2 separate regions of the Homo sapiens genome follow, and region 1 is linked to region 2. The links are chromatin loops, found by intact Hi-C in ENCODE. Cell type or tissue: heart right ventricle. All regions are shown on one strand. Each heading gives the region's core, and the rest is flanking DNA. Links, peaks and the distances in the headings are about the cores only. Region 1 holds the start of LOC105375997 (a long non-coding RNA gene). Region 2 has its middle 32 kb from the start of TUSC1.

Region 1 (17,301 bases), core at 4,216-12,215, 61 kb before region 2:
TCCTACTGAGTTTTGGAGAATGCTAAAAGAGGTTATTCACCATTTTTTTCTAGAAACTCAGATCTTTTGTGCTTATTACTCATGTTTTATATATTAACATGCAATAGAGTTCCCCAAGTATGGTGCTATGCACTATTATATTTTTGATATTTAAGTATTTATGTTGTAAAATATATTTATATGTGGCCCCATGATCAATAAATTGGGGAAACACCATCAACTATAGCACTTTTTGGTAAATTCCCAAACTAAATAGCATGTGAATAGCCCTGAAAAATACTGTGATTAAAAGCAAATAAAAACTAAAATCTTGTTTGTTTAACTCATCATTCGTGATACAATCACAGTACAATTATAGTGTTGTTTGTCCCTTCAAAAATGTATTCAATGGAATTAACCTAATCTGACTCATAAATGAAAACTTTAGCAGGCCCATCTATTAATTACTGTTAAATGATGATTTGATTGCCCTAGAGGTACTTTAGTGAAAAAACAGTTTCAATACATAAATTAGATTATCTATGCCAAGATATAAGTCTTCATTCTAACTCCAGTCAAAGCCTGTTTTACACTGAATGAAAAGATACAGTTTATAGCCTTAAACTTAATGTTCTCATGCCTCTCCTTTCCCCCGGATTCTGACCCCTCTGATGATTCAGGGATGGGTGGAAGAGTAATAAGGGCATAGTAAAGGACTTAATGAAAAATCAATTCATAGTTTTCGAGTCTGGTCAAGTTTACAGTTCTTGGTTATGAGCATTTTTTTGTTAGTGGGAATCTCTGTAAACGTTTATTTGACCCACTAAATTCCATGTAGTCACTTGAGACTTCTTCTGTCGTTGCTAGCTAACCCATAATCATGTCCAGCTTCTTACTGCTAGCATCCCTGTGCCCAACTAGGTAACTTTCCTAGCCAGGAGTCAAGACTGCTCCACCCTGACCTCTGTCCTTTGTGATCACATCCATTTACAGGAAACATTCATACATCCCTTGCCCTGATAAACTCTGAGTATGCTAGTTAATCCCAATATAGTCTTCTCTACGCTGCTGTCAATGCCACTTTGGTTTTCTTGAAAATGGGTCAGGAAGCCATCTTCAGGGTCTCCAGATGGCAGGGAGCATATTTTAAACTCTGGGAGTTCCATGAAAGCCCTCTTCACTAGGCTTGTTGGCAAGGTCGCATACCCCACTGCCCTCAGCAGTGAGTGTAAGTGTAGGAGAGGCAGTGTATTTCATGACTACAGGAAGTGATACAGCATGCAGTTTATGTGAATGACCGACAGCTGGGAAAAAAAGGGTGTACTTCACAGAAAGTATCGCACCCTCGGAAGTTGTATAGCATGAAAGCTTTGACAGTTGAGACTTACAGCATAGCAATTGCTCTCGCCAAAGTTACGTATTCACAAATCACCTGTTTCTTTCTGTGGTTTATATAGTCATCCTTCAGTATCCATTGGGGATTGATTTCGCGACCCTCATGGATAACAAAATCTGAGAACGCTCAAGTCCCTTATATAAAATGGCATAGTATTTGCATATAACCTACATATATCCTTCCATATACTTGAAATCGTCTATAAATTACTTATAGTACCTAACACAATGCCTACACATCACTTCATTCGTGTAGATTCAACCTAGTACTCTGTAAGCTGCTAATTTAACTTAAGCTTTTCTTTTCTTTCTTTTTTTAATTTTTTTCTTTTTTAGATGGGGTCTCTGTCACCCAGGTTAGCTGGGACTACATGTGTGTGCCACCACACCCAGCTAATGTTTGTATTTTTCTTAGAGATGGGGTTTCTCCACGTTATGCAGGCTGGTCTTCAACTCCTGAGCTCAAGCGATCCACCCACCTTGACCACCCAAAGTGCTGGGATTACAGATGTGAGCCACCTAGCTAATTTAAGTTTTGCTTTTTGGAACTGCATAAAATCTTTTTTTTTTCCTGAATATTTTATTTGGTGGCTGGCTGAGTCCAAGGATATGAAACCCACGCATAGGGAGGGCTGACTGTATTCTGTAGCTGAGTCAGAGGGTGCAAAAGTCATGAAACTTGCTCTTGTACATTTCTTACGATGTTAAATTTTCATATGGAACTCTGTATCCCTCTCCCTTTAAGACCTGATATCTATTATGTTTGCATCTTAGTAAATAATAAGGTAGAAAAAAAATTGTAATGTCTTGTTAACCAAATATTTTCCAAAATTGTTTTATTACCAAAACTGTTTTTCCCCACATAATATTGACTAATTTTCTTGAATCAGTGATAATCCAGGTAACAGAGTTTCAGTGACGCCAACATGTAACCTGAGTTCAAACATAATAGCCAAGATAACTAGTTTTTGTCTGCCCAGAAACAGCTTTCCACTCTCTTTTTTTTTCATCCTTTTGGAGAATTTTTCTTTTTTTTTTCATGTATCAGTGGCCTGTCTTCTGTCAGAAAATAAAAGTGGGCAAAAAACTCCCCAAATCAGGCCAAAGCACTTTTTTCCACAGGATATTTTTAATAGAACCAATTTTTCTCCTCCATAGCTTTCTTAAGAAGGAAAAATATGAATCTAGAGGAGATGAGGGCACCATATTTATCTCCACATGAAGAAAGTTTGTCTGCAGAATGAAGTCAATGTACAGAGGGAGTCAGAGCCAAGAAAGAATATTTTTTGAGTTCCTGGACATAGCTGAGTCTCACGAGACAAATATATCACCAAACTTGCTTGTTACATGAGAAATCACATTCTGTTTTTTTCTTTCTCCCAAGATAGTTTGGGTTAGCTCTCTGTCTCACTTGCAACTACAAAAAATTTGACCAAAACACCCTAAATGTACCAACAACCCCTAATTAATTGTTTTCCTTTGGGAAATATTAGAAAACTATTGGGTTTTTTTTTTTTTTACCCCCAATAGCAAATTCGCAGGCATATCACAGGCAAATATTAGATGCTTCATCATTTTCCCCAATCTGTCTCCTATTTCCTATGATCCTTAATACAAAGCCAGAAACCCTGTTTGTTAGATAACTTTGCTATGCTAATGCCAAATCTGACTCCAATATCTCTTACTCTTTGCAGAACATAATAAGGCAATATCAAAGTAATATTAAATCAGTTGGCTTAACTCAAAAGCATAATTTATGTTTTGCAGTTTATGTCAATTCATGACTGCCACTAAACTAAAGCTAATGATGTTTGTACCTGAACTTCGTATTTTAAAATGAGCAAGTATATTCAGTTCTAAAGGAATATATACAAAAGTAACAGTTCCCACTGGAACCTTCTTTCTTATGCTTGTGATACACTTGGAATTATTTGCTAGTATCTACTATTATTCTTAGCGATTGAGGTACATGCTTACTAAAATTAGAATATATTTCTAAACTCAGAAGAACATGCATAGTCCACTTGAGGAACCTACTTGTTATTAAACGCTTCCCTGTGTTGGATCAAAGGATGAGCAACCACGGGAAATCAAAGAATAAAAATAAGCGTAAGACTGAACCAATTTAAAAAGCCATATTTTATTAAATGCCACTGCTATTAAATATTTTTATAGTTTCCCATCCTCTAGTGAATTTAATCTTGAGAAAAAATATACATCACTAATAGATTGGTATATGTTTGTGTGTATTGAAAATAATACATAAGCTTTTCAAGACTTAAGACATATATGTTTAAATAATTATCAAAAAAGGTAAGCATATAATGATCTTATCTTTCAAAATTCAGCCTCACATCATCAAGTAATGACGATTACCACAATAAGTTGCCCTTTGGAAAAGATAGATAGAAGAAAAATAGAAAGAGCGTAATACAGCTAGACTAAGCTACATATAGCACCTGCTAGAGTTGTGTAGTATGGAAGTTTTGGTGGGTAGAGACCCACTGAAGAGAAACAGTTCTCTCCAAAGAAATACATTCACAAATCTTTGTCATGACACTTAATCTCTAAGTGAGTTAACCTGTTAAAAATCTTCCTTTAACTAAGTAGGTAAAGCACTGATCAACTGCATTTCATAATTTTAAATGGCCACACTGGTATAAAAAAAATTGGATGGTTATTGCCATAAATTTATGAACAGAAAGAGTAAAATTGGAAAATGTAGTTTTATTTTAATTTAAGGGATTTTTCTAAAAATCAAAATGAGTGCATTCTTTGAGGCTTAATATAGATCTCTTTTTTTTGGCAGAACAACAAATGATGAAAGTAAAAGAGAGTGAACAGAGTTTTCCTATGGGAATTTAACCACATAGTTATTAGTGATGGGAAATTCATGTCTGGCTCAAAGATGCACGTATTCATAGGACTTTAGAGCTAAAGAAAATATGTAATCAGCAAATCCTACTCCTTTAGTTTACAAATGGGAAAACGAAACTCAAAAAGTTGAAGTGATTTGCTCAATGTCATACAAGGAGATACTAATAAATCTATACATGAAATTTAGTTTGTAGCCTTTTTCTATAAAATCGTGAACTTGCATATCTCTCAATTACTTTAAAGCCCTCAAAAATCCTACCCTTCCATCTTCATCTTCTCTGCTAAAATCAGAATCTTCAGGCTAGCAATGGGGCACACAAGGACAATTAATCCCACGTAATCACTGCACACCATGTAAATAATCAGCTGTCATTTTCTCAACTAAATTCCCTAATTAATACAATAATCAAAACAGAACTTTCAAAATATGTGTTTACCTTTTGAAAAGTTAAATATCTTGTGTAAGTATTGTAAAGATGCTCTTAATGGGAAAATAACTTTAAAAAGTTATGATCTAGTATGTAATAATTTTATAATAAGAGCATGCATTAAATATTATAAAAGCTGAAAGATTTTAAGTTTAGGGTATGTGCATTTATCACCTTTAAATTTATAACTTCCAACTGTAAGCCTGAATAAGATATAAATTCATTTGTCTTTGAGTGAATTAAAGTAAAATGGTTTATTTTGATCATTAAACTTTCATATGATTTACAACTTCTTGGCAACAAACGCGTATTTTTTATTGTCTAAAAGGCATAAAATACAACTACCTCAGAAATTATCTCTTGTCCATCTCCATATACGGCAAGGATTCTGGAGGACAAAAAAAGCACTCCAGTTTATTGAAGATTACCCAACTCCAATGGTGGTATCACTATCAGAAGTCATCTATTGAGTTTCAGCTTGCTGTACTTTCTACCACTTGTTACTAGAGCATACCTTCAACTTCAATAAATGGACCTTTTGTCGTCTCTGATATTTAGCTTTACTTTATATTAAGGACATCCTTTAATCTGTGAAGTGACTGTCAATAGCTACACACAAAAATTCTTAACTCTTCTTTACCTCAGTTATGGAAGAAATAGAAATTGAGGTGACAGCCTGCAGTAGACAGCACAAAGGATCATGAGGAATCAAGTGGGGTTATTTCCACAGCCATTTGCTACTCTCAGCTTAGAAGACTCTTATGTCATGTTGGGTTCTTTCTTCTAAGGGCTGGCATCACTTGAGAGAAGAAACAGGGCAAAGAATGCAGCATCCTCAGTTGAGGTCAGGAATACTGAAAAGGGATATTAATGGATTGAGCGTCAAAATGTCGTGATGGATGTCTTTCCAAGTATTTAACAGAGGAAGCAATTTGCAGGCTGGACAACCTGATTTCTAAATTCTAGCAGTTTCTCCTTCCACTCAGGATCCTGACTGCTCAAAATTAAATCACAATAAAGATAAATGCAATGTGTTAAGTTGTCCCTGAACTATTGGAATCAGATAAGAGGTGTACAGCATTGTGGGGAGATCACATAAGATTGTGATAACTCAAATGCTCAATTTGTCAAATGGCTCCTTCTGTTGGTGCAGAGAGCTGAAGCATTTTCATGAGCTTCAGATCAAGATCTTGAGCAAATGCTAGAAATAACTATTTTGTTTTGTGGGGGAACAAAGATAAATGTGTTCTGAATTATGAGGAGGAAAAACTAGGTGTGATTAAGCTTACATATTTCCAATGCGTGTTTCTTCAGGAATAAAACTACATAAACATTTTATTTGCCTCCAGTTCTCATTATTCTGCACACTATTTTCAGTCCTGGTAAAAGTAACAGCAATAGCACTTTGCATTTATACAGCACCATTTGTCCAAAAACTCAGTAATATTATGGATAGAAATAGTTTAATTTATTCTTACAGTGCATTTTTATGTAAATAAAGGGTTATATTTCATTTTACCTTTTTGTTTTTTTGTTTTAGATATAGAATAAATTAAAATCCAATTGGCAAAGTTTTGCAGAGAACATTACATAATAACTGAAAACTGCTTCCCTATTCACCATTATACTTCCATCAAGGACAGGGATTTGGCAAATACTTTGGCAAAAAATATCACAATAGAAGTTTAAAAATACTCCCCCTACCTGCATTTGAGCCATTAGCTTACATGCAGCTTTTCCTACCAAGCCACCAAGTCTCTCTTGCAACACTCTTTTTGCTTGAAGAAATGCAAATCTCTGTGAACAGTTAATTATATTAAATTTTTAATGTCATTTAAGACCAGATTTTGAACCCAAAAAAGATGCTTACTCAATCATTAAATTATAAGCCAAGCATAGGAGCCACTTTGTATAAGCAATGGGCTTTCAAATAATGGTCAAGTGCTGTAAAGTCATTTAAAAATTAAATGTGTTTATAGGCATATGTTATAATAGTCAAAAATACTGCAAACTAGATGAAACTGAGTATATAAAACAGTGGAAAGGGCTTAGGACTCTTCTCAGAATAACTGATGAGGGGAAAATGGTTAAATATTCAGGAAATATATCAGGATCATTAACATCATGATCAAGGACTCAAGAAATAATTAGGCTTCTGACAATCAGAATCCTGGACAGATTAACAAGTCCAGTAAATAGTCCTCAAACAGTGATTTGTCTCTACCATTGAACTTTTAATGGCACCAGAAGTAACCAGCTTTCCTCCTTCAGCATGAAACTCTTCAAAAAGTTATTTCCCTCTCAGCAACAGTGATTGATTAGATGTGGACTGAACCTCTCATGTATGTATCACAGATTTTCTGACTTGAGAGCCTGTGTTCAGTCTGTCCAGACATATTTTAATTTTCCTCCTAGCTCTCTTCCATGCTATTTGTCATTTTTGGTTCCTACATTTTCTAATGTGAGGAAAAAATTTGAAATTCTCAAAAATCCTGTTTTACAAAAAAATTAAAAAGATGGCCTAACCTCAAGACCTTATGTAACACTGAAAAATGTCTATATTAAAAAGCCATGCTTTAAGTGAATTTGAGAAATCTGAAGTACAGGAAGAAGAGAAATACAAAGAAATAAAATAAATTGCTACCATTAGGTATCATAATAACCTGTATTCAAGTGCACTAACAAGTAAAAAAGAGTAATAGTAAATAATGCTATGAACCTCCAAAACATAGATAAAAATGAGTTAAAAGAAGAATTCCACTGTGTGTGTATGAGTGTGTGTGTGTGTCTATGAATAGCACCATTATGTTTTGTCATTGAGTTCAAACTCCATTTCAAATAATGTTATGATGTGAGTAGACTGGGAAACCTCTCCTAAATCGGTATTTATAATGTACAGAGTGATTCTTAATCTAAAGTTTTAGTTTCTGAAAACATACATTATCCAAAGCCTCAGAGAGCACAAGTAGTTAGGCAACTAGGTAAAAGCAATGGTCTATAATGTTTCATGTAGAATGCCAGGAGACATACATTCAAAATGAAGGATCAACATCCCAGAGTCTGAAAAATAGCTAAAGCAGTGTTAAGAGGGAAGTTTACGAAGCTAAATGCTTAATCAACAAGTTAGAAAGATCTCAAATTAACAACTTAACATACCTAAAAGAATGAAAGAAACAAGGGCAAATCAGCTCTAAAACTAGCAGAAGACAAGGAAAAGATGAAATCAGAGCTGAACTGAAAAAACTGATATGTGAAAAACCATACAAAAAAAAATCAATGAATCCAGGAGGTTTTTTTTTTGAAAGAATAACATAGATAGATAGACCCCTAAGTGGACTAATAAAGAAAAAAGAAGATCCAAATAAAAACAATCAGATATAACAAAGGGAATGTTACCACTGACCCCAAAGAAGTAAAAAAAAAAAAAAAAGTCCCTCAGAGACTACTAGGGACACCACTATGCACACAGCTAAAAAACTTAGAAGAAATGGATAAATTCCTGGAAACACAACCTCCCAAGATTGAACTCCTCAAAATATTGTATCCCTGAAGAGCCCAATAATGAGCTCCAAAATTGAATCAGTAATAAAAAGCCTACCAACCAACAAAAAAAAAAAAAAAAGAAAGAAAAAAATGGCAAGGACCATAGCCAAATCCTACCAAATGTATAATGAAGAGCTGGTACCATTGCCACTATAACTAGTCCAATAAACTGAGGAGGAGGGGCTCCTCCATAACTCATTCTATGAGGCCACCATCATCCTGATACCAAAACATGGCAGAGACACAACAAAAAACTTCAGACTAATACTCTTGATGAACATAGATGCAAAAATCCTCAACAAAATACTAGCAAATCCAATTCAGCAGCATATCAAAAACGAATCCATCACAATCAAGTAGGCTTTTATCCCTGGGATGCAAGTTCAATTCAACAGACTCAAATCACATAACCAGAACTAAAAACAAAAACCACATGATCATTTCAAGATACAGAAAAGGCTTTGATAAAATTCAACGTCCCTTCATGCTAAAAACTCTCAACAAACTAGGCATTGAAGAAACATACTTTAAAATAATAAGAGCCATCTATGACAAACCCACAACTAACATCACTGAATAGGAAAAAGCTGGCAGAATGCCCCTTAAAAACCAGCACAAGACAAGCATGCCCTCTCTCACCACTCCTATTCAACATAGTCATAACCAGAGCATTAAGGCAAGAGAAAGAAATAAAAGGCATCCAAATAGAAAGAGAGGAAGTCAAACTATCACTGTTTATAGATGATATGATTCTATGTCTAGGAAATCCCATAGTCTCGACTCAAAAGCTCCCTGATGTGATAAACAGTTTTAGTCATGTTTCAGGATACAAAATCAATGTACAAAAATAAGTACACAAACAATATCCAAGGTGAGAGCCAAATCAAGAATGCAATCCCATTTACAATTGCCACACCAAAAAAAAAAAAACTAGTAATGCAGCTAACCACAGAGATGAAAAATCTCCACAGTGAGAATTACAAAACACTGCTCAAAAAAGTCAGAGATGACATGACACAAACAATGGAAAACATGCCATGCCCATGGATGGGAAGAATCAATATTGTTAAAGTAGCCATATTGCCCAAAGCAATTTACAAATTCAATGCTATACCTATGAATATACCATTGACATTTTTCACAGAATTGTAAAAAATCTACTTTAGAATTCATGTTAAACCAAAAAAAGAGCTCAAATAGCCAAGACAATCCTAAGCCCAAAGAACAAAGCTGGAGGCATCATGCTACCCAAATTCAAACTATACAACAGGGCTATAGTAACCGAAACAGCATAGTACTGGTACAAAAACAGACACATAGACCAAGGAAATGGGATAGAGAACCCAGAAATAATGCTGCACAACTACAACCATCTGATCTTTGACAAAGCTGACAAAAACAAGCAATGGGGAAAGGACTCCCTATTTAGTAAATGGTTCTGGGATAACTGGCTAGCACTATGCAGAAGATTGACACTGGACCCCTTCCTTATACCATACACAAAAATCAACTCAAGATGGATTAAAGACTTAAACGTAAAACCCAAAACTCTAAAAACTCTGGAAGACAACTTAGGAAATACCATTCATGACATAAGCACAAACAAAGAGTTAATGACGAAAATGCCAAAAGCAATTGCAACAAAGGCCAAAATTGACAAATGGGATCGAATTAAAAAGCTTCTGCACAACAACAACAAAAGAAGCTATCAACAGAGTAAACAGACAACCTCCAGAATGGGAGAAAATTTTTGCAAACTATTCATTCGACAGAGGTCTACTATCTGGCATCTATAAGGAATTAACCAAATTTACAGGAAAAAAACAAACAGCCCCATTAAAACATGGGCAAAAGACATGAACAGGCACCTCTCAAAAGAAGACATACATGTGGCCAATGATAATATGAAAGAAAGCTTAAAATCACTGATCATTAGGGAAGTGCAAATCAAAACCACATTGATTTGCCATCTCACAACCTGTCAGAATGCTTATTATTATAAAGTCAAAAAATAACATATGTTGGTGGGTTGCAGAGCAAAGGGAATGCTTATACACTGCTGGTGGGAATGTATAATTAGTTCTGCCATTGTGGAAAGCAGTTTGGCAATTTCTAAAGGAACTTAAAACAGAATTACCCTTTGACCCAGCAATCCCATTATTGGGTGTATACTCAAAGGAATTAGGAATACACATCATTCTACCATAAAGACACAAGCATGCATATGTTTATCACAATCCTATTCACAATAGCAAAGACATAGAATCAACCTAACATGCACATCAACAATAACATGGATAGGCTGGATAAAGACTGGATAGACTTTATCCAGTCTGGATAAAGAAAATGCGATATAAATACACCATAAAATATCACACAGCCATAAAAAAGAATATCATAAAATATCACACAGCCGTAAAAAAGAATGAGATTATGTCCTTTGCAGCAACATGGATGGAGGTGGAGCCATTATCCTAAGCAAACTAATGCAAGAACAAAAACCAAATGCCATATGTTTTCATACCTAAGTGGAAACTAAACATTGACTACAGATGGACTCAAAGAAGGGAACAACAGTTACACTGGGGCCTACATGTGGGTGGAGCGTGAGAAGAGGGTGAGGATAGAAAAACTACCTATCAGGTACCATGCTTATTACCTGGGTGATGATGAAATAATCTGTACACCAAACCCTGTGACACGCAATTTACCTACATAACAAACCTGCACATGTACCCCCGAACCTGAAATAAAAGTTAAAAAAAAAATGTAAATAAATGTATTTTAAAGAATTTTTAAATATAAAAGCACAGTTGAATTTAGAAAAAAAAAGGATCAGTATAGCATATATTCTTATTTAAGGCAACTTGCAGTTAATAGTATTTATTCATTTACTCACTCATTTACTCGACAACCAAAAATATATCTTAAATACTCATTACATACCAGGCACTTTTATAGGTATAGAGGTTATATCAGTAAATAAAATAGTCAAAAATCTCTGCCTTCATGAAGTTTCTGTGGGAAAGACCATGTAAAAGTTGATAAATCTATAGAGTAAGATTCAAGGTGTTACTGAGGAAATAAAGCTGCAGAGGAGAACCAGGAGGCCTAGTTGGGGATTGGGATATAAGTTAAATAGAGGGCTCAGAGAAGAACTCTCAAGAAGATGGCAGTTAAGCAAAGACTTGAAGGAGGTGAGGAAATTCACTCTGTAGATAGATTGGGGTATAGCATCATAGGAAGGAGGGTATAAACAAATGCGAGATTGCAGAGGTGGGAGTCTACCTAACATTTGTGAAGATCTGTATGGCTGATGAAAAGTGGGAAGGATAGGAAGTAGTAGGAGAGGAAGTGAGAAATATAATAAAAGGTGGGAAGACAAATCATGTAGGGTTTTTAGGCCATTTTAAAGACATTGGCTTTTATTCCAAGTAAAATCTGAATTCACTGGAGAGTTTTTAAGCAGAGAAATGACTTCTGCTGATGCATGCTTTGGCAGATCTACTCAGAATGCTTTGCTGAGAACAGACTTCAGAGGGATAAGATGAAAACAGAAAGATCAGTCAGGAAACTATTGTAAAAATCTACAGCAGGGTGTTTGCAGATAGAACCAGGACGATTATAGAAAAGGTACTGAAAAATGGGAAAATTCAGATATATTTTAATGATAGGGACAACAGAATTTTCTGTTGTAAGTTTTGAAACAAGAAACAGAGACAATATACAAAAACTAACAAAACCCTTGGGGGAATGCGGGATATTTTGTCCTGAGCAATTAAAAGTGAAATTACCACTAACTGAGGTGGGAACAATTGTACCAGGACCTGATCTGTGTGACAGAAGAAAATCAAGAGCTCTAGCTTGCACCTGTTAAGTTTAGACATTTTTCAGGTATCACAGTAAAGTTGTCTATAATCCAGGGGTGAGGTCCACACTAGAAAGAAAATGCTGTCAGTCATCAGATGGTATTTAAAGCACAAAGCCAAATAAGAATCCCAAGACAGCATAGATAGAAAAAAGGTCAAAGCAACTGACAAAGTCCAACATTAAGAGATCAAGAAGATGAGGATAAAACCATTAAAAAGATTAATATAGTGAAGATGACAAAGAAAAAAGAAAATCAGAAGAAATGTGGTGTCAAAAAGTCAAGTGAAGAAAGCAATTTAAGGAGAAAGGAATCTTCAGCTATGTCCTATGTGAATGATAAATCAAGTCATGAGAATCAAAACTTGACCATTAGATTTAGCATTGTGATGTCATTGGTAACCATGCCAGAAGTAGTTTTAGTAGAGAGGCGAAGGTTGCTGAGAGAATGGGGAAAAGAATTGGAGGCAGAAAGCGTAAACAACTGTTTTGAGGAATTTTGCTACAAGGATGAGCAAAAAAATGGTGTGATACCTGGAGGGTAGTAGAGATGAATAATTTTTTTAAAAATAGAAGCATACAATTTTGGGGAACAGCACTGTGATGAGACTGATAGAGTAGAAAAGGGAAATTTGGTGATAGAGGACAGAGAGTGATGTTTTTGAGTAGGCAAGAAAAGATGAATCTATTATATCAGTAAACAGGTGGGCCTTAGATACAGGCATGGTGAGTTCATCCCTGGGAACAACAGAGAGAGAGGACACATGCAAACAGATGCAGATGGAGGATTTATGAAGAAAGTTTGTAGTATTTTTCTTGCAACTTTCAATTTTCTAAGTGAATTGGGAAGTACAGTCATTGACTAAGAATAGGCATAAATTTAAGAAAGGGAAATGTTTAATAAGACATTGGGATAATAAATAAGCTGGAAATTGTATGATGCTAGAAGTATTTAGATTCATTTAAAGTTAGTGGATAGTAATTTTAGATGAGAATAATCAGCATGTTTCTAGATATTTCTCTAGCCATAGTCAACTGCATGAATGCAAATGTGTGCAGGAAACAGTACAGGCCAGGCACGGTGGCTCACACCTATAATCCCAGCACTCTGAGATGCTGAGGCGGGTGGATAATTTGAGGTCAGGAGATCGAGACCAACCTGGCCAAAATGATAAAACCCCATCTATACTAAAAATACAAAAAAAAAAAAAATTAGATGGGCATGGTGGCCCTATGCCCAGCTACTCAGGAGGCTGAAGCAGGAGAATCCCTTGAACCTGGGAGGCGGAGGTTGCAAGCCGAGATTGTGCCACTGCACTCCAGCCTGGGTGACAGAATGAGTGAGACTCCATCTCAAAATAACTAAATAATAACAGTTATACTTTTCCAGGGTTGATGTTTTGTCAAGTATGTAAAGTGAGAGGGTGGTAAAGAAGTTGCATGTGTGTATCACGGCATGGTTTAATGATGGTCAACAAATTCAAGCTGGGGTGGAGGGTTACAAGGACATGCAGGGGTAGAGAGGGTGTAGAAAGCTATGAGAATAATTGAATTTTTTTTTTTTTTTTGAGATGGAATGTCACCCAAGCTGGAGTGCAGTAGCACGATCTCGGCTCACTGCAACCTCCGCCTCCTAGGTTCAAGCGGTTCTCCTCCCTTGGCCTCCTGAGTAGCTGGGATTACAGGCACCTGCCACCACGTCCAGCTAATTTTTTTGTATTTTTAGTAGAGACGGGGTTTCACCATGTTGGCCAGGGTGGTTTTGAACTCCTGACCTCAGGTGATCTGCCCACCTCGGCCTCCCAAAATGCTGGGATTACAGGCATGAGCCACCGTGTCTGGCCCTCTTTAGTTGTTTCTTAACCTGTAAGTTGTTTTCCTTGAACTAATCCTATTTTTTTTGTATTTTTCCTACTTTACCATTTAATTTTGTAATCGTGTTTTCTCTCCTCAATCTGTCTTCTCTATTTTTTATCTTTTTCTTCCTTTCCCAGAATTCTATCTTTCAAATGTGCTGAAGCAGAGTTCTTTACCACCATATTCCTTATTGTCACCGTTTGTCCCAGCATTGTAAGACATTTGTCATCTTACATGAGTTGTACTTATGAAAAGGTATTGTTCACTATCCCTAGCATTTGTTGCCAAAGGTCTCTCATTAATATTTCTGACTTCACTTAGTACCACCATGTTAGTAAGCAGTGTGCAGTGACATTTCAAACATATTTAGAATTTATAGCGATTGTACAAAACAATTATTCTTGTTCATTCTATTTTTTCTTTAGACAAGAATGAAACTGAAACAGAGATGATGAGTCACCGAAAAGTTTATTTTATTCTTCTAATGAGCAGAAATATTTAACACAATTTAAGCAAATTTTTTTAAGTATTTAGAAAATTTTATTTATTTTAGTGTTCCAAACAACCTAGCAATTTTTTTAACAGATGGAAAAAAATCATGGACATTATTAAATATGGTATCCCATAATTACTTCAAAGTAAATTCTATCATATATCTGACATATTAAAATATATACTGAGATGGTAGAGTAAGCTTATCCAACCTGCAGCCCACGAGCTGCAAGCGGACCAGGACAGCTTTGAATGCGGCCCAACACAAATTCACAAACTTTCTGAAAACATTATGAGACTTTTGTGATTTTTTTTTTAGTTTATCAGCTATCATTAGTGTTAGTCTATTTTATGTGTGGCCCAACACAATTCCTCTTTTTCCAAAGTGGCCCAAAATATTGGACACCCCTGTGGTAAAGTTTTGTAGTTAATTAATTGCAAGACTTTATGATACAGATATGTCATTTTGAGTCCCAGGCAATGTCACCTACTAACTACATAACTTCTCTTTTCCTCGTGTACAACCATATGCACTAAGGCTAGGCACAGTGGCTCACGCCTGTAATCCTAGCACTTTGGGAGGCTGAGATGGGCAGCCAGATCACTTGAGTTCAGGACTTTGAGACCAATCTGAGCAACGTGGTGAATGCCTGTCTCTATAAAAAATACAAAAAATTAGTCAGTGTGGTGTTGCACACCTGTAGTCATAGCTGCTCAGGAGGCTGAGGTGGGAGGATGGCTTGAGCCTGGGAGGTGGAGGATGCAGTGAGCCGAGATTGCTCCACTGCACGGTAGCCTGGGCAGCAGAGCCAGACCCTGACGTGGCACATATACACCGTGGAATACTATGCAGCCATAAAAAGGATGAGTTTATGTCCTTTGCAGGGACATGGATGAAGCTGGAAACCACGATTCTGAGCAAACTATCACAAGGACAGAAAACCAAACACTGCATGTTCTCACTCATAGGTGGGAATTGAACAATGAGAATACTTGAACACAGGGCAGGGAACATCACACACCGGGGCCTTTTGCGGGGCGGGGGGCTGGGGGAGGGATAGCGTTAGGAGAAATACCTAATGTAAATGACGAGTTGATGGGTGCAGCAAACCAACATGGCACATGTATACCTATGTAACCTGTAGGTTGTGCACATGTACCCTAGAACTTAAAGTATAATTTAAGAAAAGCAATATTGGAGGGATTACAGTAACAAATAAAGCACTGAAAACTGTGTCTAGCAATTAAATAGTATTAACAATAAAAGTCATTATTGTTGTATAACACTTTGGTATTTTTAACATTCATAGATGACCAAGAAAGTGAATAGATTCCAGAGACTTATTCACAGTGTTTCCTCTCAGATTTTTAATGGATAAGCATTAATAAAAACAGATGAGTGAGTACAGTTAATTAAATGAATGCTAAGTCAATTTATATGGCTTGCTGAATTATGATAGGCACATTTTAAAATGTGGTAACACATACATAGAATCATAAAACACATAGAATTAGGTAACATATAGAATAATAAAAGCAAAAGGTAAATAAAGCGAATAAAATATACAGAATAAAATGTCTTCTGCCTCCAAAATAGCATTTATTTGTATTAATTCTTCGAAATATTTTCTCATGTTCAGATGAAATGTGGAAAATGAATTTTTTTAATCTTTTTATTACAAATAGATATGCTTCTATTTTAATTGTGTTAAGAAATATCTAGGATTTATATTATAGAATTTCATTAATGCCTAAATTCAAACTATGGATGAATTAAAATTACATATAACCTATGATAATGTCTTGATCAATGTGTCAGAGAATGATTTTTTAATGGCATTGCTTGTCCTTTTTTTGACATAAAGTATATAAAGTATTGCTCATGTGTTACCTCATTTTCATGGTTATGTTTTCAAAGCAAAGTGAGATACATTAGTAAATCAAACCAAACTTTTTACAAACAATTGAATTGTAGACTATAGAAGAAAAGTCAGGATACAACACTCGATATTAATGTTCTCTCTCAAGTCACTTGACAAAATATCTGAGCCCAGTATTTGTCAATAAAACCAGTGCATGCACAACCGCACGATAGGCAGGTGTATTAAGCAAAATGTCTGTTTCTCAGAGTCTATTCAACCTGGTTCAGAACTGTTTTCCTCTCTGTGTGGTACTGCCCCTTGAGACTTTATAAACCGAGCTCAAAATTAGCTCTTCTATCCAGCTGGCATCTTTCTACTTGACCAACTATTAATTTCCAAAGTGCAAAAAACCCTTTAAGTCTGATTAAGAAATTAAGTGAATTTAAAAACCTATTTATTAACTTAGTACTTCACTTGGTCCTTAAAACACTAGGAATTTGGGTAAAAAATAGATAAGAAAACTGGAATTAATTAGGATTAGATAATTTGCCAAAGCTATTAAGTGTTGGTACTGGAGTTTGAATCCCAGAACCGGTGTTATTAACCATTCTGCTCTACTACTCCAGCTTGTCTATTAATTGTTTGACGTTACAAAATCACAGGTGGGGAAATATGGTCACTAAGCTCTCACACTTTCTGTTTTTGAGGATTATCTGATTATATTAGGGAGGAATAGATCTTGGCTTCTTAAAGCAATAGTTAATTCTGTGATACAAAATGTTTATTTTCAAAAGCAGTTCTTTAGAGCTAGGCCTTAATGGCTGCTCTTAATCTTAACTCATTCCACCGTATAACCAGAATAATAACTCAAATAGATTCCACTCTAAAAGCAGTGACTCTTAAATAGATTTTAGTAAAAGTTATTAAAAGGTAAGGATTACAGGGTGTCATCAAATGGCCAGTGACCGCTATTTATCACATTCTCCAAATTATCTTCCTGA
Region 2 (17,301 bases), core at 3,615-11,614:
AGTGCTCCCATATTCTACTCTTATTTTCTATGTCTTGACCTTTTACTTCTTTTTTATTTGGAATGCATTCACTCTGTACCAAGTTTTGTTCTCACTTGTAGCACTCTATTTGTATCTAATTTCCATACTTTTGAGTTCAAAATATTTATATAGTTTATAACACGCTAAAAACTTTCCTTTTAGGCCTTCTATAATACAGCCATTTCTGAGATTTTTCTGACCAAATGTTATATAAAATGAGTTGTGATGAATTGTGAATTATGCTTCAGTGACAGAGAATTAACATAAATAGAAGGGTACATATATGCTGAGGATTCTTTTGCATCCATTTAACATTGTGTGTATAAACAAAATTCAGTTTATTATCATATCTCATTTGTAAGATATTAGGCAGCGACATGGCTAATTTTTTCTTTTTTAAAAAAGGTCTCTGTCCTCAATAATCTTATTGTTAATTGGGTAAATGAGATATATGTACTGAAGCAACTAGGGAATCAGCTAAAGTATTTAAAAGCAGCACAAACCAACTACTTTAAATTAGAGGCAAACTTTGTTCCTGACTTCTTCTTCATAGCTATGAAAAGAATTGTCTTAATCATTAAGTTTAACAAACCACTGAAAATAGTATTAAAAAATTGAAGCACAAGAATTCTGCAAGACTTTCTTATTTAGTTCACAAAAGTAGCCTTCCATTCAAATATTAATGTTACCAAAGTCTATTATTGTAGACATGTACTACTTACTAATTTTATTGGAAGCCTTAGGAATTTTTCTCTAAACGATGCTATACACTCATTTAATTAGAAATGTTTGGGTTCATTTGAGAAATCAAAGCTCTTGTTAGCACGTCTTTTGTGCAAAGAACAACGGCGTTTATAATAGAATATAAAATTGTATACAAGTCAGTTGAGAAAGTGTCTACAAAGATACATAAACTTAAAAGGGGCACATATGCTCTGGATTTTCCCTGAAATAACCACAAATGACATGGACAAATGTGTATAAAAAATACAAAGATATTTTTAAAACCCTGTCTCCACTAAAAATACAAAAAACTAGCCAGGCGTGGTGGCATGCGCCTATAGTCCAATCTACTAGGGAGGCCGAGGCAGGAGAATCGTTTGAACCCGGGAGGCAGAGATTGCAGTGAGCCGAGATCACTCCACTGCACTCCAGCCTGAGTAACAGAGTGAGACTCCACCAAAAAAAAACAAAAAACAAAACAAATATATAGCCTTTCACCTGAAAAATCATCTGGTTGGATACCTTCTTTAAAATTTCAGGTCCTCTTTCTCTACCAGAAGATGCCTTTTCTTTCCTCTAAACCTCACCAAACAAGATCCCTTATTGTTATCTGTCTTCAAGTATTATATTCTTAAGTTTTATTCTTCTGGAAATAATAATGGCACCTTCTTCATCTGAGTGTCTACCACAGTAACACCAAACAGTGAACACTAAATTCTTTTTATCTTATCATTGTCTTCTTCATAATCATAATCATCACCACCACCACCATCATCATCGTCATCATAGTCATCTTTATTCTCATAAACCTTTCATTTGTTTGTTCATAAGTCTTTCATTTTCAAAGAATTTTCAAATGCTTGTTGAAAAGGGTAACACAACATTTTCAATCAGATTATTAATTTTTAAGAGGATAAAGAATAGCCTGAGGTACTTAGAAATACGTAATAATAAAATGTTTCCTGAACTTAAGGTGTTTAAATTTCATAAAAACAAGAACTGAAAAACATATGCTTATGGGCTTTCTGATAGGATTTGCAAACATATGGCTTAATTTTCAGTAATTCTTTACCAATACTCCTTGAGGTATATAAGATTTTTCTCTTCTAAATTTCCTTCTTTAACAAGTCACCTAAGATGAAGGTATACTAATTGAGGTATAATAATATGAAAAGAGTAAAACTCTCCTTATAACCTCTTTTTTTAGCCCTCAAATACCCCACTGATCCTGTGTTAGTAAAAAAAATGCTCATGCATAAAAGTACAGTCAAATAAGTACAGTACAAATAAGACACTGTGTTAATGTTATATCTTTTAATCTTTACCATTTAGAAAGATAGATGTTATTGTTTTCTATTTATCCAAGGAAATTAAAAAATCAAAAATTTTAAAAATCTGGAGCTACATTCAAATTCAAGTTTAGTTTTTAATCCTCTCTAAATCCTCAGTGACCAAAGAATCCAAATGTTAAGCAAAACAAAATTAAAACTAACATAAAAATTAAAACGTAGGCCAGGTGCGGTAGCTCACACCTGTAATCCAAGCACTTTGGGGGGCCCAGTAGGGCAGATCACTTGAGGTCAGGAGTTTGAGACCAGCCTAGCCAACATGGTGAAAACCCATATCTACTAAAGATACAAAAAATTAGCTGGGAGTGGTGGCACATGCTTGTAATCCTAGCTACTCAGGAGGCTGAGGCAGGAGAATTGCTTGAACCCCGGGAGGCAGAGGTTGCAGTGAGCTGAGATCACGCCATTGCACTCCAGCCTGGGTGACAAGAGTGAAACTCCTTCTCCAAAAAAATAAAATGTAAAAATCCATTTATGCAATTAAAGCACAACATAATAAAATCTTGGGCTTTTTAACCTCTTTGCAATGTTTGGATTAAACACATAAGATGGAGGTTTAATATGATGACCAAATACATCCATTTCAAAACAGATAAAGAGTTGTCTCTCAGTAATCAAATGTTAATTGAGTACACAAAATCTATATAGTAACAGGTGTTTGAGATTCAGTAGTTAGCCATGCAATTTCAATTAAAAGAGGCTACCTAAAATTTCATGATATAGGAAGAAGTGACAAATGTCAATTTAGTGTCATATCAGAAATAGCAGCAATGGCAACAAATATAGCTTTAAGAAGCATGTGAAATCCTGATGTTCTAAAGCTTCCTTATTTGCTTAAGAATTTAAACAGTAACCTTTTACTATAATTACTCTTGCTCCAAATTTATGTCCAACATAAAATAAAAACTCTTTTACGTATCATAAGTCATTGACCTATGCCTTTATGCATTCACATCTCATGTAAGACGTCCCCCAAACCAATGAGTTACGCAAAATATATTCAGAGATATTGAAGACAAACAACATGGAAATCCTAAGACCTTTGGGGAACTCATGTTGCAAGCTATCTTGGCTAAGCATCAATGAAAATGATAGTTTTTATCACAACACAAATATAATGTTAATCATTTCATGATATTCAATCTAATTCTATTTTTATCATATCAATAAATTTAAAATCTAGCTTGAAAGACCAAAAAAATGACTTTTGTTTATACATGAAACAATGACCATCATGTCTGCCGACCAAATCAAATCACTTCAAGCTGAAAGGTCAGGCGGTCTTGACAGAGTTGGAGTCAGAAACCTTCAAGTTAAAAATTCACATACCTAATTCTTTCTGTTGCCCCTGAAAAGTTAAATAAATAAGGTCATAAAGAATTAAAGTAAACATAGTAGTGTCAAACCTTGCTGTCATTTTTAATATGTCATACACAGAAGCTGAATCATTAGGTTCTGAAATTGTATTCACTTATAATTCATTTTAGAACCTACTTAATTAATATTCATAAACATCTCTTTCTGTCCTTTGTTTCTAAAATTAACACAATTCTAAAACTGGAACTCTTATGTTTGCCTAAGAGTTTAAATCTGTGTTATTTTAACTTTTGCAAAATCAACAGAACTATGTAACTATCCAAATAAACCAAAATCAGTTTTCAACACTTTTATGTAATGAGTAAGTGAAAAAAAATTTTAGACAAAAAAATGTATAGGTAATACTTTCAGTTCTTTATTTTAAAGCTCTGAAACTTGGTATAGTGCTTAGAATTGAGTACGATGGTAGGCAGAATAATGGACCCCTGCAGATGTCCATATTTTAATCCCTGGAACCTATAAATACATTATGTTACATAGCAAGGGGAAATTAAGGCTGCAGCTGGAATTAGGTTACTAATCAGATGACCTTAAAATAAGGACCTTATTCTGGTAATAACTAAGGAGATTATTCTGACTCAATGTAAAATCAAGGGTCCTTATATATGTGAAAGAGAAAAGCAGGAGAATCAACGTCAAAGTGCTACAGCATAAGAATGACTCCACTAGCTATTGAGCTGCTATTGAGCTCTTGGATCATCACCATGATCCAAGAAACTGAGCTGCCTCTGGATGCTGGAAAAGTCAAAGAAATAAATTATTCCCTGCAGCAGCAGTCTCCAGACTTTTTGGCACCAGGGGCAAGATTCATGGAAGACAATTTTTCCACAAATGGGGGATGGGGGGACGGTTTCTGGTAGAAACGTTTCCACCTCAGATCATCAGCCATTACTTAGATTATTATAAGGAGTGTGCATCCTAGATACCTCACATGTGCAGTTCACAATAGGGTTCGTGCTCCTTTGAGAATCTAATGCCGCCACTGATCTGACAGGAGCTAGAGCTCAGGCAGTAATGCTGGCTGGCCTGCCACTCACTTCTTGTATGCGGCCAGGTTCCTAACAGGCCACAGATCTGTACCTATCAGTGGCCAGAGTTGGGGACCCCTGCCCTAGAGCCTTCAGAAAAAACATATTCCTGCCATTCCCTCTATTTTAGTCCATTGAGACCAATTTCATACTCGCAACATCAAGAACTGTAAGATAAATTTGTGTTATTTTAAGTGACCACGTCGGTGGTAATTTGTTACAGCAGGAAGAAGAAACGAATACAAACACATTTTGTAAATATATTACTAGTAGCAACTGGTTGGTTTATTGATAGCAACACTCCTAATACCTAACACAGTACCTGGCACATTGATGAAATAATTATATTTAACTGATTACCAGATTTAACTTTCATAGTAGAAAATTTAACCGCACAGACACAATATATTGAGTTCACACTTTAATTCCTATAAGTCACATGTATAGTATGAGGAGTTTGGAATAATAAAAAAAAGAAGACAAGATTTTGTCCTGAATTTTATAGTTTTTTTTTTTTTTCATAGAGACAGTAAAGTTTCACATGGAAACAAAACAAACAAATAATATTGCAATGACATATACCTATCTATAACAATGCTGAAGCAATGCTACTGAAATATCACCAAGGTAAGGAAACCCAGGACTAATTTTGTGGGAAAAACAGAACATTATTTCAGAAAATCTGTCAGAATTATGAAAGCTTAAATGAAATTTATAATCTTCATTTTTAACAGAAGTCAGCTAAACACTAATGGCAATTAATAATGCCTTCTAAAATGAACCTTTAAAATTGGTATAGTTATCTATATAATAGAAGTAATATTTTCATGACTGGTAATTATGAGGCAAAATTCTCCTTAGAAATATAAGTGGCTTCCTATTTCATAGTCAATCCTGCAATGAAAATGCATGGATTGATAAAAAATAAAATTTTTATTTATTAGTTTGTCAGTAATACATATATACACTATATATATATATAGCACTATTTTACTACCCTCAAATAATCTTAATGAAAAAAATAATGCAGTGGAGGAAAGAGTCAATAGTCAGGAATCATAAAGAAAAATGTTTCCTATCATTCTTTTTCACAACTAACAAAGCAAAATTAAAGTTAATATATTTAATTTGGGGGCAGGGAAGAGGAGTAAAATTATATTCCTAGCAAAAATAATAGTTGTGATAGAACAGAGATATAATTAGAAACACCAGAATGCATCTTAGCCATTCTGTTGGCCTCAGACACCTGAATAAAAATAAGACATTAGAAAAGATGAACATATAAACCTCTTACCCTACTATAAATTATAGAAAAAGTGTTGTTTGTTTTTGTGTTGTATTTAAACAAATCTTAGTCAAACAGTACCTGTGTTGAAATTGGGTAAGGAGCCAAGTTGTGTTTCCTATAGAGTCCTCCAATGTCTTATAGGTCCTATATCAAATTTGCTAAAATTCCCCAAGTAAATGAGAAAGCTTTGCCTTTGTCTATTCTAGGTTTCGTCAGTATCCACAAAATGCCATTATTTCTAAGAAAAAGGTCAAACTAACTGAAAAGAATCCAAATCCATTATGATGGGTTAAATCGATAAAATCGAAGGATTATTTATTTAACTCTGAAGTGCTGGCAAGTATAAACTAACTGAAATTAGGGGAGCAGTTTAAGTGGAGTATGAAGGGAGTGTGAGAAAGTAAAAGCAGATTTTAATATAAAATGATAAATTTCATTTAAGTAATAGACTACAAGCCAAGCTTACTCATGAGCATAGATGCAAATGTCAAGGTTTTAGAGAGCTAAATTCATTACATAGGAAATATAGTACACCATGATCAATCCAGGTCAATCCAGTAATACAAGGGCGGTTTAATATGTGTGGGTTTTTTAGCTTCTTGGCAAATTAAAGGAGAATACTGTATGATCATCTCAATCTTTATAGAAAATAAAATTCAATACATTCATTATGAAAGTTTTCACAAAGTGTAAACTAGCAAAAATGAAAAAGAGCTAGAAAAAGTGTTATCTTCCTAAAAACAGACCTTTTAAAAACAAAATATGGTAAAGATGTACATTATAATTGCTTCTATTTCACATGCTTTTGGAAGTCTTACCATGGTAAAGAAAGGGAAAAAATAAGATTATTAGAATTGTAAACAATATAAAAATTATTATTCACAGATGCTGTAATTACTACTTTGAAACATCAAAAGCATTACAGAAAAAAGTGTAGAAATAATAAGTTTAACAATATGCCTGAATACATGGCATCAATATACTACAATAAAATTAAATTCTGTGCACCAGTAGGAAACACAGAATATAGTAATCATCATTCATCATCATCATCATCATATCTATCATGTATCATTGCTATCAAATGTAAAGCACTTAAGAAATTTCTAAGAAAACATATGTAAATGCTATGTAAAAAATATAAAATTTTATTGAAATATATTTAAAATGTCTCAAAGGATAGATCACTCTCATGGACTATGAGATCTACAAATTTATATATAGATTCAATATATGAATCAAAGTTAAATATTTTTAGAAACTGACAAGTTAATTCTGTAATTTATACCTTAAAAAAGGCCCAAAAAGAGACTTACACAAAATATTTTATCTACATGAAAGTTAATCCATGGTGAAAAAATTAGAACATTGGCTGCCTCATGGAATGGTGCACAAATTGACATGGGGGGAGGCATTAGAGAACTTTCTGGAAGGATGGTGATGTTCTGTAAGTTGACAGCCATTTGAGTCGTGCAACAGGTGTATGCATATATTAAAACTCATGAAATGGTACACATATGGTTTGTGCATTCACTGCAAATTTTTACCTAGAAAAGCTTACTTAAATACATATTGAACTCAAATATTAATCTGAAGTATCTGGTGTCAAAAAGTACTGATATCCTCAATTTAGTCAGAGCAATTGAAAATAAGATGAATTGATGGATAGAGGGATAGATAGATTGGAGATTGGTGATCAACCAATTAAGTATATATTTTAAGTGATGGTAAGTTTCTAGAACTTTGGGAGCTGGAGATGAGAGGATCTCTTGAGGCCAGGAGTTTGAGATCAGCCTCATAGCAAGACCCCATGGTGACCAAAAAAAAAAAAAAAAAAAAAAATAGCTGGACCCAGTGGTGTGCACCTGTAGTCCCAGCAACTTGGGAGGCTGAGGCAAGAGGATCACTTGAGTCCAGGAGTTCAAGGCTACAGTGAGCCACTGCAACTCCAGCCTGGATGATAGAGTGAGACCGTCTCAAAAAAAAGATGGTAAGCTTACAGATTACCAAGAAATCTTACATAACAATCAAGTGAAATGGTATGATCATTTTGAAATACAATATAACACGATCTTATAAAATTGAAACCACAAACCCTGTAATTATATGTTTTTGAGGTAAACTTGTACTAATTGTTCTGAATAGTACAAGATACAGCAGAGTTCCCAGTAGACAAACAGCTGAAAATAAGCCACAAAAAGCTACCAGATTTTATTATATTTACATAATGGAATATCTTATAACAGTAACAATAAACACAAAACATGCAAACTCATGGACACATTTTAGAAATATATTGAGCAAAAATAATGTAAAATATTCAAGAATAAAATATTGTTTGTATACATTTCACAAAAGCAAAATAAAGTATTTTAGGGAAACTTTTATATATGATGAAAGCTTATTTTTAAAGGGAGAATGATAAATTCAAACTTCAAATTAAGACACCCCCGACCATGAGGCAGAAAGATGGTGTATTAGTTCATTTTCTGTTCTTTGTAACATAATACCTGAAACTGAGTAATTTTAAAAGGAATTTATTTATTACAGTTCTCGTCTGGAGGCAGGCAAGACCATAAAGGAGTGCATATAGTGAGAGCTTTCTTGCTGCTGGGATCTCTCTGAAGAGTCCCCAGGTGTCTCAGGGTATCACATGGGAAAGATGCTGAGCGTGCTCATGTGCTAATTCAGGTCTCTTTTTTCTTATAAAGCCACCAGGTCTCCTTTCATAATAACCCATTCATTCATTAACCCATTAACCTATGAATAACCTATCCATGAGGACAAAGCCCTCATAATTCAATCACCGCTTAGAAGGGCCACCTCTCAATACTGCTGCATTGAGAATTAAGTTTTGAAATAAATTGTGGTGGGGGACAAATATTCAAACAATACCAGATGGAATAGCAACAGACACCTAGCTGATGAAGCAGTGTTTGCTATATCCCAGTTTATTAATTGGGTGATAAATTCACAGGTGTCAATTTTACTATTATGGTTCATATCTAGCATAGATAGATAGATAGATAGATAGATAAAATACACACTCATGCAATACTAGGAAATAAAATGTAAATTGCAACACCTTACAAAAAATTTGCTTTTAATAATCAAAAATGAAAAGTCCAACAAGAGAGGTGAGGAAATTAAATATCTGAGAACGACTCCTACCCTGTGAAAAAGCTGCATGCTTTCCACATATGGTACTGCACTTGCTGCCACTGAAAAGGCATGTTTGATACTTTGCAGAAGAGTTTAATATTCACTTCCTCAATTTATCCTCACAACTCTAGAGGTGGTATTATTTTCCCCACTTTCCCCATATTGCACATGAGAAAACTTATTTTAAGAGAGGCAAAGTGATTTACCCACGATTGCCAATCAAGTAAGTGAAGACAGCAGAACTGGAATTCAAAGTTGCCTAACTCTAGAGGCCAAGATTTATCACATTACACCTAGTAACCTCCACAGATTTCCAGGGATCAGTTGTCTCATCCAAATTGGACATATTATAAATTTATTATAGGAATACCTTTTAAGAAAGCCCTCAACATTATGAAGTTCCAAAGGGATTGAACCAAAACACAGTTAAATTGCACATCTAAAAATTTTATGTAGTCAACAAATAATAAAGAACAGATTTTTTTTTTTTTTTTAAGACTGAGTCTCACTCTGTCGCCCAGGCTGGAGTGCAGTGGCTCAATCTCAGCTCACTGCAACCTCCACCTCCTGGGTTCAAGTGATTCTCCTGCCTCAGCCTCCCGAGTAGCTGAGAATACAGGCACGTGCTGCCACCCCCGACTAATTTTTTGCATTTTAGTAGAGACAGGATTTCACCGTGTTGCCCAGGCTGGTTGAGAACTCCTGAGCTCAGGCAATCCGCCTGCCTCAGCCTCCCAAAGTGCTGGGATTACAGGCGTGAGCCACCGTGCCCGGCCAAGAACAGATCTTTAATACCAATGTACCAAATTGAACAATATGAGATATTGCAAAAGATAATAACATTTAGCTTTTTGTTTTTTTACAGTACTATTTGTAGTTTTCCTCAGATAGCACTGATGTTTAAAGAATGATCAGTGTCCTCAAGACAAGAATTTAATACTGCTTTAATTTCCAGCAGGTAAGAAATGACCATTCTAGTACATAGGCTCGTAATTCAGTCTGAAATTGTCATATCAAAGTGAAACTATCCTTAAAAATAAATGCATTAAGATATAATCATCACAGTTCAAGTACCAATGTTCATCTTTGTCTTTGGAAATCAGATTTTCTGTAGTTGCAAGGAAATAAAATAGATGCCAAGAATCTAGCCTATTCTAGTTGTAACTTTTAAAAAAATCTTTTATGTCTAAGAACAGAAATAGATTCTTTGTTCAATTTGTACATAAACATTGTTTCAGGAAAACATAAATATTAACCTCTTTTATTTTAAACCTCAGCCTACCTTTATATGAACTATCTCTTGACTGTTCTCCAAATTTGCTATGAATACCAATGATTCAAAAAATAAGAAAAGTGTGAGTGAAGTCACTTGGTGTATATTCCTGCTTCCACAAACCACCGTAAATCCTACAGTAGGAAGTGACACAAAACTATCAAGCATCTGGGTTGAAGATAATCCTTCAATCATTTAGAATCATGTATACAGTTTCAAGTTTACTTGGAAGGAAAATGTAGTGTTCGACCTTAAAAACAGTCAGACCTCTGCTCTTTATTAAAGTCAATGACTTCATTGTTTTTGTAATGAGAGAAACCACTTCCTTCCATCTCAGCTGATGATTTTTTTCTTCACACTTTGTCAAGAAAATAGGGGAAGAAATGAAGACCTTCAGAGTCCCTCCAATAAATCTGCCTTCCCACTTGTATCTCGTTACATACTACCTGCTCTCCTTTTTAGGTCAAAGACTGAAATGTCCCTGCTTCCTCCTAAGCCCAATCCACTCCATACACAGGTTTCCATGCTCTTTTTCCAATGTCCTCTTTTGGAGAACTTTAGTCTTCTATTCATGAGCTCTTCCTTCAAGATCATCAATCTGCCCCTCTCCATTGTATCATTCTCATCATTTAAAAAACAAAACAAAAGTAAGTTTCCCTTGACTATCCACTCACAAAATGATATTTTGTTGTTGTTGTTGTTGTTGTTGCTTAGGTGGTCATTTTAAAGAAAAGTCTTTAAAAAGTTGTTCATAATTGTGGCATCCAGGGTCCATTGTCACACTTTCCAATCTTTCTTTTCACCTGAACCACTGAGATCATTTTTTGTCAATGTCACCAACGACCCCTGCGATGACATATCATGGTTGCTTCTATGTTCTCTTCTTACTCAGCCTCTCCACAGTATCTGACACACTTGATAATCCCCCATTCCTCTTGTAGGATCTTGACATTCACGAAGTATCACACTCCTAGTTTTGTTCTATCTCACGAGACGTACCTTCTAACTTTTCGGGCTTTGGCATCTCTAGACAAAATGAAAATATTTGGAAGTTCAGGGCCCCTTCTCTTTTACATTTATATTTACTCCCCAGATTTATCCTACCCTCTATGTGCTGATGCACAAATTTGCTTATCTACCCTTATCTATTCCTGAGCCTCAAACTCCTGTATCCAAGTAGCAGGATATATCTCCATGTCTATGTCTAAAAGCATTATCTTGATTTTTTCCCTTGGTCCTCTGCTGCTTATTTGCCACAGAGCAGTCAGATTGATGTTTTAGAATGTGAAATTACATTATGTATTTCCAGTGCTCAAAACCAATGGCTTGATGTCACATTAGAGTAAGATAAAAACTTCTTACAGTTTACAAGGCAGATCTGGTTCTCAGCTACTTCTCCTACATCATTTCCAGCACATTTTTTTCTTCCCTCTGCTCACTACAATTTTCTATCTTTTTCAGATTTGATGAAAAGCAGCACATAATTTTTTAAATTTCTTATACTGATACATTTCACGGATCCTTCAGATTTTCCTTAAAACTGCACATTTTTAATTGCCCATTTTTAATTTTTAATTAATTTGTATTAACTTAATTGCTATATTTTATTTTTTTATCGCTCGTAATATTGTTGCAAATTATCATCACTGATTCTTCCAATATTTCTGGAATTTGATGAATGGGGTTCTGTTTTCTTTTTTTAAAAATTCTTTTTATGGAGAAAAGATCTTATTAGGTTGCCCAGGCTGGTTTCAAGTTCCTGGGCTCAAACAATCCTCCTGCCTCTACCTCCCAAAGTGCTGGGATTACAGGCGTGAGCCACCACATCCAGCATGAAGGGGATTTTTATTACTACTTTTCATATCATGATTATTTTAGATCAAAGATTAAAATCTTCTGTGGAGACCATGCAGACATGTCAGTGAGATAAGTAGATATAGCAGCAGTATGTTCTTCAGGTATCCTGATTTTCATCACCTCTCCAGGATATCTCTGCCATTTTTTTTCTACTATACATAAAAATTTATGGAAAACTTTATAAGAACTACAGTTTCCAATAATGGGTGAATCCAAATTTTTGTTTTACTGTACCATAAACCAAGATGATGTTTATGGCTGCATTTTCTCCTTATAAGAACTAAATGACTGATCAATTACAATAAACATTTTATTTCATAATGATACCTATTTTCCCTCTATCTTGTTTTGTTTCTATTTGACATTTTGGTAACTGCTGCATTTAATTATATTTATGGCAATCTTTGTAAATACTTTTGCAAGTAAGTGGGATATACACATTTTTAGTATATAAAGTAAACTGCAGGACAGTGTTGGGCTGCTTATCAGCAGCTCTGTTAAAATGGAGCTCATGGTTTTAGTAAATGAAAAGTTCAATGTATACCTACGCTGTGTGATTTTTTTTAAAAAAACTATTTTAATCTAAAGCTCTGTTAATAGAAAATGGTGTTTTAAGAGGAGAAAATCCCAATGTATTCTGTACTTATTAGAAAGCACTGTTCAATGGAAACATAAAGCAGCCCACATGTATATTTCTAAATATTCTTGTAGCCACATTAAGAAAGTAAAATGGAAAAACTTAATTATATTAATATATTTTATTTAATCCACCATATCCCAAAAGGTTATCATTTCAACATGTAATTAATATTACATGGTTAATGTGATATTTTACTTTTTCTTCCTAAGTATTTTAAATCCTGTGTGTATTTTGCACTTACAGCACACCTGAATTCAGACTAGCTATATTTCAAATACTTAAAAGCCACATCTGGCTAGTGGCTACCATGTTGGTCAGTGTAGTATTAGACAATATCTGTAAGTACATAACAATCTAAGTCATGGGTACATTTAAAAGGATCATAGAGGAAGCAAACCACAGATTACCATGATGTGAAATACATGGAAAGTTTAAATAATAAAAACTGAAAACACATGTATTCATTTCCTCTGAATTCTAGTGATTTCACAATATAGCATTTTAAATATTTTTATTCAAATAAACATGACTTTGTACTTTACCTCCTGCTGCAACAACTTTAAAATGCTGCAAGTAAAAACCAGCTAAAAATTACAAATTGCCATCTAAGCCTCCCTGCCTTCATGATGATAATTAGTCCTATTTTTGAAGGACCACAGATTATTGCCAAACAATTAGACACATCTCTAGAAAAACTCATCTCTTTCCTTTCAAAATACATTTTTGGAAGAAGAGAAAAGTAATGTTTTCATTTAGAGTTGAATTTGTGAATCTTCACTTTTACATTGTCTCTAATATTAAATGAGTTGGTGAAAATTTGTATACATCAGGAGAATTAAATAGAGGAAGAGTTTTGTGCATGTAAACTAGAAAGGCTCAAAAGCAGTGTCTCACAGCGGCATGCCTATACTATGACTCCATTGCCTCTTTAAGTGTAGCCTTCTTATTTCTTTTCATCATCCCAATTAATTAACCTATGCCAGAATCTGAAAAGACATTTTATAAAACAAAACTAAACAAAAAAACAGTAAATTATGCTGGATTTAAATAAATAGTGTATACACACACACACACACACACACACACACATATATATATATATATATATATATGGATCTAAATATCTATCTATCTATATACAGTTTACCTTCATTCAATTATTTCTGGGCTTTCCAAGGCAGTGACAGACTATTTTTGGGATATTAACTGGCACTAAGCACAATGCTTTTCCCAGGACAGGTGCTCAACATACATTTCACAAATGAATGATTGCTTGTTTTGTTAATAAAATAATGGATATTTTAAAATATTTTCAATCTCTTATCATATGTATGTTCGTTGAGACCTGTTCTCCATAATACTAGACTACAACCTGTTAAGGCGAACTATTTTATTTCTTTTCCTGCTTAAGACAGCAGGAGGAACACATCCATGTTCAAAAATTATGTGTCAGCTGGGCTTTATGCTTCATCAATATCCACGTAGACCAATCGAGCAAATAATTCTCATTATGAAAGACTTACTTTCAACTGGCACAAAAAGTAATAAGAAAAGTAGTTCATATAAATTGTACATGATAGAAGCAGTAAGATATGTAGGTCTGGTGGACTTAGAAGTAATTGAATTTAGTTTTCTTTGGTGAATGTTGAATACCTACAATTAAAGAGTATATCCACAAATTTTATAACATATAACACTCAGATATTATTTTAATCTCTTTAGAGTAGTGTTTTAGATTAATTGCTTTGATCATCTTGAGATAGAACCAGTTATTTTGAATCAATAAGATAAGGCTTATTTCTGGTATAATTTAAAAATCAGTTTTAATAAAAGTTATCTTAAATATTGCTTCCCTTAGCTTTAGCAAATCCTTTTCATTTTTATGGAGTTGTAGATTTTCAGTGCACCTTCACGTTCATGCATCTCATTTGATTTTCTCAACAATACTGTGAGTTGATGTTACTATGCTATAAGCAAAGTTATTAAGTTTAGCTGATTTTTCCTACTCCAGGAAAGAGGAAATCCTGAGATTCATAAAAATCCAGTCTTTCTTTGCGTAAGTGTACACCCTCTCTGATCAGCATCTTGCAGACATAGGGATAGTTTGCCATCTCTACAGAAAACCCACAATTCCTTCTCATCAATTTAACAATCCTGATGTTAAGCCCGATATAAAAAGAGAGAGAATTGTTTTTTCAGGGTTGTCTTTCGCATGCTTTATATCCTCAGGCCCAATATAATTTTTTCTCTTTGTAATGTTTGTTTTTTTCTTTCCAGACTAACCTGAGCTTTCAGGATTATTGGGCCATCCTTTTATTTATCCCCCAGTTGACTACATTTTAAATAATTTTCATTAATACTTGCACTTTTAAGACAGCAAATCAGTTAATTTAATTCATGATTTCACTCCTTTATTGAGGAGAAATGACTTTACCCAGTCTACCTCCCTTAAACTCATTTTTTCCTCTAAATTATCAGCTCCATAAGTGAAGGAGAAATAAAATCCTTTACAGACAAGCAAATGCTGAGAGATTTTGTCACCACCAGGCCTGCCCTAAAAGAGCTCCTGAAGGAAGCACTAAACATGGAAAGGAACAACCAGTACCAGCCACTGCAAAAACATGCCAAATTGTAAAGACCATTTCTGGTAATTCCTTAAGAATTTATATGTATTAGCTTGCCTTACACCTTACATCATTTATTTGAACCTGCCCTTGAAAACAACCCTCCCTGTATCATTTATATATTGCTACATAATAAGCATCACCAAAACATGACTTCAAATAAACATGCTACAAGGTTAATTATCAACTGTGAGTTCTTCTGAGTAGTGCCTTACTGAGCTGACCTCTGCAGGGCTTGCTCCTATCTATGTGATCAACTGACTGGTTGTCTGGGTACTGGCTGGTTGAGGACAGTTGGTTGGTTATTGGCTGGGGCAACAGAAGTGATCAGTTTACACTTCTTTCATCCAGCATGCTAGCCATATAAGCCTGTTCATATGGTGATGACAGGACTCCAAGGAAGACTGGAAGTGTGCATGGTCTCTTGAGTCTTAGACACCAACTGGGACATCATCATTTCCACTGCATTTGGTGGAAGCAAGTAACAACAAGGAGTAGGGAAAAAGGCTTCACCTCTTTACAGATGGAATTGCAAAATTACTTTACAAAGACAATGGATATAGGGATGGATGAAGAATTGGACCATTTTCTTACTTGGATCCTATCACATTTTCTTAACCTCTTTGTAGTACTAAACTTTTCATTCTTTCGTCAAATCTATCTTCCCTAGGTCTTTAAGAATTACAATTTCCTGGATTTTTCCTTATATTTCTAGCCTGCTCTTTCCAATGTCCTTACTTGGGTTTGTTCTTTAAATATATATTTTTCTCTAATTCATTATTGGCTTTTATCTCTTATAACTGAGCATGTTTACCCCATGATTGTGTCATCTTTTCCTACCCCCTTGCTTCAGGCTCTGCTTTCAGAGAAAATGAATTAAGAAACCTATCGTTCTCCAACAGTTTGAAATGTGTTCAGGCCTTATTACCTCTTAACTGAACTATTGCTCTAATTCGTTTCCTGGTATTTCCATCTCCAGCTTCTTTCTCCTTTCCTCTGATGTAGAGCTGGTGGAGTTACTTGAATTTAATTCTGTGAATGTTGAATACATACAATGAAAGAATATATCCACAAATTTTATAACCTGTGTGAACCCAAAGTATTTGAGACAAGTCTCAATCAATTTAGAAAGTTTATTCTGCCAAGGTTAAGGATGCATCGCTGATACAGCCTCATGCGGTCCTGGTGACATGTGCCTAAGGTAGTTGGGCATAGCTGGGTTTTATACATTTTGGGGAGATATGAGACATCTATCAATATATGTAAGGTGTACATTGTTTCAGCCTAGAAAGTCAAGACAAATCCTTTCTAGATGGAACCAAGCGGAGGCTTCCAGGTCATAGGTAGATAAGAGACAAACGGTTGCATTATTTTGAGCCTTTGATCAGCCTTTGGCTGAATACACAATTTACATGTGTGAGGAAGGTGGAGGAATAGTCACTTATGCCTTAGTCTGACTCAGCAAATCTTCATTTTTACATAAGCAGTAGGGCAGTGGAAGCAATCAGATATGCATTTGTCTCAGGTGAGCAGAAGGATGACTTTGAATTCTGTCCTTTGTCCAGCATCTGTGAAGATAAGCTATCAATTTACATTGCCAGGGTAAAATCCAACAGAAGGGTTTTAAGGTAAAGATCTGAGGCCCACAAGGAATTTCCTTGTGGACAAATTGTGAGGAAAGAATGTAGCTTTTTATCTTTGTAGCTATCTTATTTAGAAACAAAATGGGAAGCAGGTTTGCCTGATGCAGTTCCCAGCTTGACTTTTTTCTTTGGCTTAGTGATTTTGAGGTCCCAAGATTTCTTTTCTTTTCACACATTTAACACTCAAGGTATTATTTCAATCTCTTTAAACAAATGTTTTAAATTACTTACTTTGGTCATCTTGAGTTATTTTTATCTGGCCTGCCTGTGTAACCTTTCTTAAAACTACATCTGATCATGGCACCTATGTCTACCA

What was found. A loop is a pair of places that touch in the nucleus more often than their neighbours do. Peaks named below come from ENCODE experiments on the same cell type or tissue, not always from the same donor. Only the 100,000 strongest peaks of a DNase experiment are listed, where the experiment ranks them.
Region 1: a loop joins it to region 2, with 6 times the contacts of the local background. A loop is called at or near these places in 2 of 110 quality-filtered maps.

The regions. Positions count from the first base shown.
Region 1 is chr9:25,576,162-25,593,462 of GRCh38, forward strand. LOC105375997 (a long non-coding RNA gene) reads right to left here and starts at 11,241. Exons shown (of 3, transcript XR_929526.4): 1 at 11,169-11,241; 2 at 6,384-6,476; 3 at 5,031-5,533. In heart right ventricle, for the core only: no CTCF peak of the experiment used is centred there; no DNase peak of the experiment used is centred there.
Region 2 is chr9:25,637,790-25,655,090 of GRCh38, forward strand. No RefSeq gene overlaps it. Among named protein-coding and RNA genes, the nearest start is that of TUSC1, 32 kb to the right of the region's middle. In heart right ventricle, for the core only: no CTCF peak of the experiment used is centred there; no DNase peak of the experiment used is centred there.